2 separate regions of the Mus musculus genome follow, and region 1 is linked to region 2. The links are chromatin loops, found by intact Hi-C in ENCODE. Cell type or tissue: left cerebral cortex. All regions are shown on one strand. Region 1 overlaps Unc5d (unc-5 netrin receptor D). Region 2 overlaps Unc5d (unc-5 netrin receptor D).

What was found. Peaks named below come from ENCODE experiments on the same cell type or tissue, not always from the same donor. Only the 100,000 strongest peaks of a DNase experiment are listed, where the experiment ranks them.
Region 1: it touches region 2 in a loop (5-fold over the local background); 2 of 42 quality-filtered maps call a loop at or near these places.

What each region holds. Positions count from the first base shown.
Region 1 is chr8:28,653,597-28,658,596 of GRCm38, forward strand. All of the region lies in intron 17 of Unc5d (unc-5 netrin receptor D), which reads right to left. Among named protein-coding and RNA genes, the nearest start is that of Gm32505, 42 kb to the right of the region's middle. In left cerebral cortex, no CTCF peak of the experiment used is centred here; DNase peaks (open chromatin) are centred at 2,428 and 2,789; H3K27ac peaks cover 2,091 bases.
Region 2 is chr8:28,717,940-28,722,939 of GRCm38, forward strand. It overlaps Unc5d (unc-5 netrin receptor D), which reads right to left. Exons shown (of 18, transcript NM_153135.3): 11 at 1,678-2,055. Among named protein-coding and RNA genes, the nearest start is that of Gm32505, 22 kb to the left of the region's middle. In left cerebral cortex, no CTCF peak of the experiment used is centred here; a DNase peak (open chromatin) is centred at 2,638; H3K27ac peaks cover 3,030 bases.

The sequences.
Region 1 (5,000 bases), 64 kb before region 2:
GGCCACTCCTCCTTTGGTGCTAAATGTCTCCTTCCCATTTTCTTGGCTAATTAAACTGTTAATAGGGTTTACTATTGACTTAGGTGTGGGTGTAATACCTATCTATCTACTACTTCAACCTTAGTGGATGAGAAATTCTCACTTCAATATCTCCAAGTGACTAACTGTAAGAACTGGTATTTATCATCCTTTTTCTGATTCCTTACCCAAGGATATTAGTTTGTTACCCTTCCTCTTTGTTGTTTCTTCCTTTGATAAACTCACCAGCTTTTTCTTTCTACTCTAGGGGACAGACTTCACTTATATATCAGCATGTTAGGACAGTAAAGGACTTGGAACTCTGTTGCCAAAATCTTGAACACATACTGTATTGCTACATTCTATTTTCAAGTCATAAGAAATCCTGTGTTCATGCCTATCATAGTATGACCTCAATGAAACTATGGAGATTACACAAACACACACACACACACACACACACACACACACACACAACTTCCCCTTCATCTAACACCCTACTCTGTCTTCATTCTTGACTACAAAACTCTGAAAGCTAGAGATCATATTTAATCATTGGCCGAATCTTCCATAGCATTTATCATAATACTGTGACAGGCATTTATTCAACATCCATTAGCTGACATTAACTGAGTAATTGATTCTTACATGTCTTTTCCAGATGATATAGCATCTTCAGTGAAAGAAAAAAAAATGAACCCTAACCTTTTGGACAATAACTTTGCTATGATGAGGACTAAGAAGCACAAAGGATTAAAGGTCAGTGTTTGTCATGGGGACTTTTAAAGTTAGGACAGAAATGTCATTCCCAATGAAATTTTAGTGTTTTGGGAAGAAACTGTTTGCAGAACACTTTCTATTTTGAAGAGAGCAGCACTTTCTACCAGTATTTCCAACGTACAATCACAAAGTGGGATCTTATAAAGAGCAGTTCACAAGAGAAGATGAGTTTCCAATCACACATGACTACTTATAGGAAACATACAGTTTCTAGACAACTGGTTATCAAAAAGCATACAAAGCAGAATTATTCCACATACCTTCAACTAAGATTAATTTTTAACAAAGGAAGGGTCAAGGTCAGCTCAGTATCACTGACACTAACCTCGAGTTCCTTCAGTGTTTTCTTGCCTTCCTCTGCCCCCACCCTCATCTTCACGCCCTAGTCGCTGTCTCCACCTACAACCCAGCTTTGTGTTTTAAAAATGGTGATTAATGCCCATGCTAGCAGAAACAGTAAATTCTGCTTGAGAACTTTGGAAAAGATTCTGCTTCTTCTTACTTAAAAACTTTGAGTTGCATGTTAACACTTTCTCCAGTCTGTAGGGAGATATTTCTAGAAGTTGCTGGCTCTCACTATATCCCCTTTCATGAGGTTCAGGCAGTCCAGAACTGGAAGGGATAGTGGGAAAATAGGCACATGCTAGCAGGTGTGGCCATCTCTTTCCATATCAATTTTTAGAAGGAATAAAAAGTTTTTATGATCTCCAGTGTTGTTAAAAAAGCATCAACCACAGGCTGAGCTGTGGCTTAGTGGGAGAGGTTAGCCTAGCCATGGATGGACCTACAGGACTTCTCTTCCCACAAACAAAATATTATCTCTAACCAAAAGAGCAATACCACCACTCTGATTTTACTCAGGGCTGCTGCTGTTTTGATGTTTCTATTAAATGTCAATGGGCTTTTGTACTGTGACTGGGATCATAATGATCCAAATGCCCCACTTCAGAGGTTGACCAACCTACTGAGGCCAGACAATAAATAGTTCTGGCTTTGTGGGTCTCCGACGGCCCGGCTCTCTGCAGTGGCTGTACTCTACCATGGTACCACAAAAGGAGCGACAGACAACATTCTTGTGAATGATGGCTGTGTCTTAGGAAACCATTATGGAGTGAAGCTGAAATTTGATTGTCATGTTCTTTCTACCTTTCTTACAACACTACTCTCTCTGTTTCCCCCCTTGATACATTTATAAATGATACAATTTTTTTTTAGCCAGATTTTCCCTGTGACCATTGTGTTGTCTTTGTCCAGTACTCTTATGATTTAGCAAGATATCTACAGTAGAGAGCTAATTTGAAGAAGTTAAGACTGAATTTCCTGCTTTGTCTTTCCTTTGAAAAAACAATCTAGATGTCCACTGTTGCTGAGCCCCAACATAGGTGATCTGACTGCAGGACTCTAAGACATTTAACGAATAACATATTTAGGGATCCTGGACACTACAAGATAAAAGCTGTAATACTTAATAGTGAAAATCATCAAGCATATGTTTTCAAGTGGGGAATCTTGGTCTCAATCAGTCTTAAAAATATCCAGGAACCCACATCGGGTAGGAGTTCTATATACATAATCCAGAAAAAGCACTACAGACTAGACAGTGCCAGCTGCACGGCTGTGGGAAGCCCTGGGAAAGTACAGATCTGTGGAATAGGTACCCAGGGCTAAAGAAACTGCATGTCTAAAGGAGACAAAAATATATCTCTCAATTGGCACAGATCTCTGAACATACTGTAGCAAGTGAAATGAGCTTCTAGAAGTAACTTTTAGACTTGTTATTTGAATTTACACAAACACACTCAGTATAATACATATACATTCCAAGTTTCCATTTATTTTAGTAGCTATAAGATCATATTAGTCTTAATCATTTGATTTGCCTTGCTATTACCCAAGACATTTGAAAAAACTGTGTTTCCCTGTGTATAGTAGAAAAAAACAACCTGGGAAAACCTAAACTAAACTCTTATTCCAACAGGCTGTCCTTAAAAGATAGTGATGCAGTTTTATGGAGTGCATATATGCAAATGAAATGTGATTTTTTATAAAGTGTTAGGCCATATATACAACTGACTTTTTTTAATACCACACTTTTGAAATTATTCAGATTCTAATATATGAGTCCCGTTTTTCCTCACAGTAACTCTGATGCATTTGGATACCAGGTGGTAAAAACTCAAATTTAGCAAACATTACTAGTAAAACATAGAATTCATGTTGATTTTAAGCAGTTTCCCAAGAGAGTCACTGGTTCCCTCACCCTGTCTCTCTTTGTCCTCCCCTTCCTCTTTCTTCTCTCTCTCCTCATGTTGTTATATTCTCTCTCCTCTCTCTCTCTCCACCCCATCCCTTATTCTCTCTGAAATAAAGCCTAAACATCACCCCAAAACAAAAATTCTAAATATTCAGAAGTATGCTGAAAAAAATTTTTTTTATTATGCTCATTTTAGAGCCCTCAGATTGTTAAGCTCTTCACTAAACTTTATAGCTTTTACAAATTTTGACCAACTAAAGTAATTTAGATAACTAAGACTATTTTTGGTGGTGCCTGACAGATGCCATTTGCCATGCAGAAAGAAGGTCTAACCACTGCACTATGAGGTTAATTTTAGAATCTTCTAGGTTTTCAGTTCAAGTTACTTTCCCAGAGCTCTAGACTCAAATGGCTTGGTCCTCTCTTGGATGCTCTCCAAGGACAATCACTACAATACCAGAAATTATGGGTCACACTAAGATGATGAAACACACATACACACACACACACACACACACACATACACACACACACACACATACACACACACATACACATACACTCACACACATACACACACACACACACACACACACACACATACACATACACACACACATACACACACACACATACACACACACACACATATACACACACACTCACACACACACAAATTTATGTGGTGGTGATGGCTTATGAAATTTAATTAACTGTGTATTGTTGAACATTTGAGTTTTCTATATACCTGCGTTCCTTTTAGTTTTGCTTCTGTGATTAATTTCACCTTTTAAACTTCCCCATGAGCTGGCCATGTACATAATCTGGGGCTTTCTGTGGAAGGCAGGGCCAAGACGCCCTGACAAATATCACATGTTTGGTATGGGCAAACTGATAAAGCCACACTAAAACATGTAATCCACTTCATTTCATTTTTTTTAAACTTTTTCCAATTTTTTATTAGGTATTTTCTTCATTTGCATATCAAATGCTATCCCAAAAGTCCCCTATATCCTCCCCCAACCCTGCTCCCCTACCCACCCACTCCCACTTCTAGGCCCTGGTGTTACCCTGTACTGCGGCATATAAAGTTTGCAAGACCAAGGAGCCTCTCTTCCCAATGATGTCCGAGGAGGCCATCTTCTGCTACATATGCAGCTAGAGATACCATTACCCCCACTTAATTTTCAAAATACACCTTCCTACTTATAACTGTGTTAGATTGAGAATGGAATTCAGATTAGATTCAGAGATTTTGGAAATACTTATGGAGACTTTTAAGGTATATAAGTTGAGAGCAGGGGAGAGTTTAAGAGACTATAATAAAATTCCACCAGATAGGGCCATCATAATTAGTATGGTTAGTTCTACTGAAGAGACCCTGGTTAGAAAGAGTATAGTAAAAGCTTCCAGGTGTTTTGAGCAGTCCCCACAGTATTAAAATGCAAATACCTTAGAGAGTAGTTTACCTCTGTGTGCATTCTTAATGACCCTGCAAAGATTAAGTTTACTGAAGCCCTGGAATATGGGGAATCTGAGGCCACCTGAGCCCTAGGGAATGTACCAAAGCGCTATCAAGCTCACACTGTACCTCCTTGAAACTTGTTTTCTAACCCTCAGACAACAAAGCTTTGCCTTTATTCACTTATGGTTGTGTTACAGGGACTTGCTGCCCCTGGGGTTACAGATGTAATTGGCTGACAGTGTGGTTTGAAGGCCCAATATATCACCCTCAAAAGGTATCAGATATTCCTAAGATAAATGTGCCAATCAATGTTATAATATACAGCAGGAGTCTGTCTTTGAGCTGCACCCAAATATCCTTAGCATTTTAGACTCTTCTCCTATGTATGGGCCACAGTTTCATTCAGGATTGTTCAGGATTGGGGCTTCAAACCAATACTGTTAGCCAGTTACATCTATAGCTTCAAAGGCAGCAAGTGCAAGT
Region 2 (5,000 bases):
AACTCATTTGAAATGTGCAGCTTCAATCTTGCCCAGTGGTTCTTGTCAGGAGACTTAAAAACATCCCATTTATGGTGAAACTGGGTGGGGATCGCCAACAAGCTATCAGAGTTTTAGTTTTCAACAAGGATGTCTCTCAAGAGAGATACGAGGGGAAAGAAATATTTCTCATTCATCCAGGTTTCATTTCCATGTTTTCTTTGATGAAAATTAAGCAAATATGGGCAATGAATAGTTTGCTCTTGACACTAGTTCAATATGTAAACACAAACACATATGAACCCTGTACACATAAGGATGGGAACATGCGTGAGGAGCTTTGATAAAGGCATAGTAGTAACTCACTGGCTTCATGTGACTCTGATTTCACATCCTAGTCTTTGGTAAAACAAGGGATGCATGTTCCGTTTTTATATGTTTTACAAATTCATGTGATAAATATGGCTGACTGCTTCTTTCTAAAAGAAGAGTCCTATTGGTCAGTTATGCCCTAGTGAGACAAGTTAGACTGTCATCATACACTGTCACTCATATGGGACACTTAAACTAATGGGAAATAAGAATCCCAGCATGCCCTAAAACACTGGCAAGGTAGGTTGGGGAACATCATCATTTCTAGAGACGTAACTTAGGCTATTTTCCAGAAGTAAGTTATATTTTGAAACTGGGTGTGAGAGTACACAACTAATTTGGGATAGAATGAGGTTAAAATTATGAAGTGAAGAGAAAGTTCAGTTTCAAGTCTAAGCTACTAGATAGGTAAGGTAGCTGCAGTCATAGTCTAAGACCAATCCTGTCACAGATTTCATTTTATGGGATAAAATCCTGATCATCTCTCCTCATTGAGCACTCGCTTGATACTCAGTTTCTAAGAGCATGGCTAGATCTAATGTTCCTGGCCCTCTCTGCTTTCGATATCTGCCATGGAACTCACCTGCCTCCCACGGCTTAGGACTAAGAGGAGAAAGCAATCTCATTTCCCTCTACTCTGGCTTCAGGCAACAACCGTGAAGATCAAGCGACAGCTAGGGATGACATTTTTAAAGTAACCTGTGCCAGGGATCAGAAATATCCACCTACAAATATCCAGAGAAATCTCCTCTCTTAAAACCCAAAAAAGGGAAACACATACTTTGAAATGGGTTGTGCGTGTGGCATAGCTCTAGAACTAATGTTTGAACTTTAAAGAGCAACAATGCAATGATTCATCGTCATTGCTTGCCAAGAACCAATGTAATAATCACTTAAAAATAGTCAAAATAATTATCGAGGGCCCAAGAAATGTGACTGTCCGTGCCCTAAATTATTTGTCAGTGCAAACATGTGCTTTGGCTAAATATGGTACTTGTCAGTTGTAGAAAAGAACTGTGTTCTTTTCCTCCTTACCATGCCCTAGGTGACATATTCCAGTGGGTCTCAAAACCAGGAGCCTCTCCATACCACCTGATAGGTATAATGCTAAAAGATGGCGATCAGCAGCATCAACGTGGTCTTCTGTCCTGCTGGCAGGCAGAGAGATGGCTCTGCTCTATTTCAGCTGCACATCTGGGCTCCTGGGCACACAAAGTGCAGCCCCAGCCTTCGCTGATCACTTCCAAATGAATCTGATTATTGCATACTTATAAAAAGATATTTACACAAGTGAGGAAAATATGCAAACACACACTTACCACCCACCTGTATTTGGCATTACTAAGCGTCCCCCTAAATGGCCAAAGACACCAGTTGTCCTCAGCTCTGTCCTTGTCGGCAGTGATGACAGATTTTGGATGTACGGCGTTTTGTTTCTGGGATGTATTGTACTGAATCCGCGGTTGTTTCCATGGGGGAAAGTCCCCGAGTGATTCTTGCCATGGTACTCCGCTCTCTCAGACACTCCCAGGGAAACCATAAATGAGCTCTGGACTTTGACTTTGATGTCAGATAAAGGATTGAAGAGTGAGGACTCTGTCATGAGCTCCTTGTCGAGCGGATCCTGCAGACAGATGGGCCCGCTGTATGTCCGGCTCACAGTCAGATCTGGCTGCATGGCAGGATTCAGTAGTAGAGAATTTCCTAGTAAGAAAAAAAGATGATCTGTCACTCAGACACTAAAAGACACCTCCATCACTCTTTTTGCAGTTGCCTCTATTAAAAGGAGAACATCTTGTATTGGCGTTGGATGTACTGATTGGTATTAGCTTCCCCTGCTAACCTAGGTGGAACCATGCCAGTGGCTGGGAATGGGGACCTCTGACCTTCCAGGTCAGTTTCTGAATATCATGCCCTCACTGCCCTCACATCTAACACTCTTGACATGCCTCCTTTTCAAGACAAACATGTCTGACACTGGATTAGGGCCACTTGCCTCAGGTAGTGTTTGTGTGATTATCTTAACTGGCAAAGAAAAGTTAAAAAAGAAAAGGAAAGGAAAAAAAAAAAAAACAAAAACCAGAAAGATGTTTTGCAACCCAGTTAGGAGCAAAATAACATCTGTTCCTTTTAAATAGCAAGAGATGCTACCGTGTAGTGACTCTTGGTGCTGCAGACAAGAGCCCACAGAGGAGGTGGAAAATTCCTTGTAAAATTCTAAGCAGCTCCTGGAGCCGGGGGAGCAAGCATGCTTTGGAGCAAATAGTTCAGGGGACTTATGAATCACTCTAAGTCTGAGGGGCCAATGTACTTGAACATCACAGATGTCACTCTGTGAGGGAAAGAATGCTGCAGCAGAGAGTGGCTTGGATTGCAAGTGGGAGCATCTCAGAAAGGAGGTACCTTGCTGGTTTAAAAAAAAATGAACAAAACAGTCTTCACACAACACAGCAGAAATTGGACAGTGCTCTAGTCATCTGCTGGGCTCACCATTTTTTTTCCAAGCCAGATATTAAAAAGGCTGTGATATTTTTCTCGTGATGAAGTAATCGCATTTATTAGTAAATAACAGAATAACCCTCACTCCCCAGCCTCCCACCCTTACCAGTTCGTCAATATGACAGCTCAAGTAGAAACCCAAATCATATTAAGCAATATTCTTTTGGGACCTGACCAAAAAAAACATGTTTTAAATGTGGTATTTTTGAAAATGCTTCAATTCTAGGTTGTATTGTATTAGTCTCTATTGTTTGTCTATTTTCCCAATTTGTAACAGTGCCATGAGGGGAGCCATCACTGTGGATTTTCTCACCCCTTGTTGGGATAGGCTAAGAATCAAGAATCACAGAGAAAATACACAAAAAGATAATGCAACTATAATGGCCCTTTGATGTTGCCCCTTTTCCATCTAGGGGCTGTTGTGCTAAGATGCAGCCACCATCAAGCAGTCTTTTTTAACAGGACCACACAGAGTTCAATAGATGATAACCTTGCTCCTGTCTGTGGTCTTCCACAGGAAAAAAGGAGGACTAAAGAACACAGCACATTTGAAAACAGTTTGAAATAGCAGTTTCCATGGAGACTTCAAAAACTCATATCTTAATTTTTGGCTACTTTTGAAAGACTTGCTTAGCATATGGGGGAAAATATTTCTGATACTTAGCACAGACATGGAAAATACCCAGATGCACACACACACACACACACACATACACACACACACACACACACACACACACACACACACACACAGAGAGAGAGAGAGAGAGAGAGAGAGACAGAGACAGAGACAGAGACAGAGACAGAGACAGAGACAGAGACAGAGACAGAGACAGAGACAGAGACAGACAGACAGACAGACAGAGAGCTAGACAGAGAGACAGGGAGATAGAGAAAGAGACAGACAGAAACAGAGAGCCAAAGGTAGAGAGAGACAGAGAAATTAAAAGAGAGACAGAGACAGACAGAGGAGGGAGAAAAAGAGAGAGGGACAGACAGACAGAAAACAAAAAGGAAAAACACACAAAGAGACAGAAACAGAGGCAGAACAGAGATGACAGGGAGAAAGTCAGAGACAGAGAAAATATACACACACATGAGGGGAGAGAGGGAAGAGAGAAGAGAGAGTGGAGATAGACAGACAGACAGACATAGAAAAGCACACAGGGAAAGCACACACATATACACACTCAAATGTATAAGTCTATAGTTGAAAGTGTTGGTTGCCAACCTGACCGAAGCCTGATTAAGGCCAGCTATTCTTCCTGCTGTCTTGTTACCCCTCCCTTCTCTTTAAAAAACAATTTTCCTCATTTAACCTAAGCATTGTATTCTTTCCATATGCCTGACTTTTTATCTTTCTTCCATCCCTCCCTTCTATCTTCTTATCTATTGAACCCAAGGGCTTTACACTTGTGGAACAAGTCGTCTACATCTACCATACCCAAGATGATTTCGATGGTTAGTTTTAATTTAACTGTCAACTTGGCTCAGCGTGAATCTCCTGGCATAAGGGATTATCAAAATCAGATTGGCCTTCCATCACGTCTGTGGAGAATTGTCTTGGTTATATTAAGTGATATGGGAAGAAGCTGCCTTCTAAAGCAACATCGTTCCCTGGGTGTTGAACTATGTACAAGCAGAGAATGTGAGCTGAGAACAAGTAAAAGCATAAGCATTCATTTTCTCTGATATAGACCGTGATGCCTGTGGCTAGCTGCTTCAAATATCAACCTTGACTTCCCAGCAATGATGGGCTACCATCTGCAATTGTAAACCAAATAAACTATCTTTCCCTTAACTTTCTCTTGGGGGGGGTATTTAATTACAATTTCATTACAGAAAGAAAACTAGGACAAAATTCTGCTTAACATTCTTGCTGTTCCCCTTCTTGGGGTACCGGACATGTTGTTCATCAAGCTATCACCTTGAAGACAGTGGAGGTCAAAGTCACAGTCTATAAAAATGAGATTCATTGGCAATGGATATGGGGATGGTAGCAGTTAACAAAAGAGTTTTTGTCTTCTATCCTGAGATTTATGAGATTCTTAGCCAAAAATAAACAGAATGGTCAGACGATCTGATAAGATGATTTCTTTTTAGAGATTCGCAATATACTGATGTTCTGAATCACTCCTCCATGAGGACAT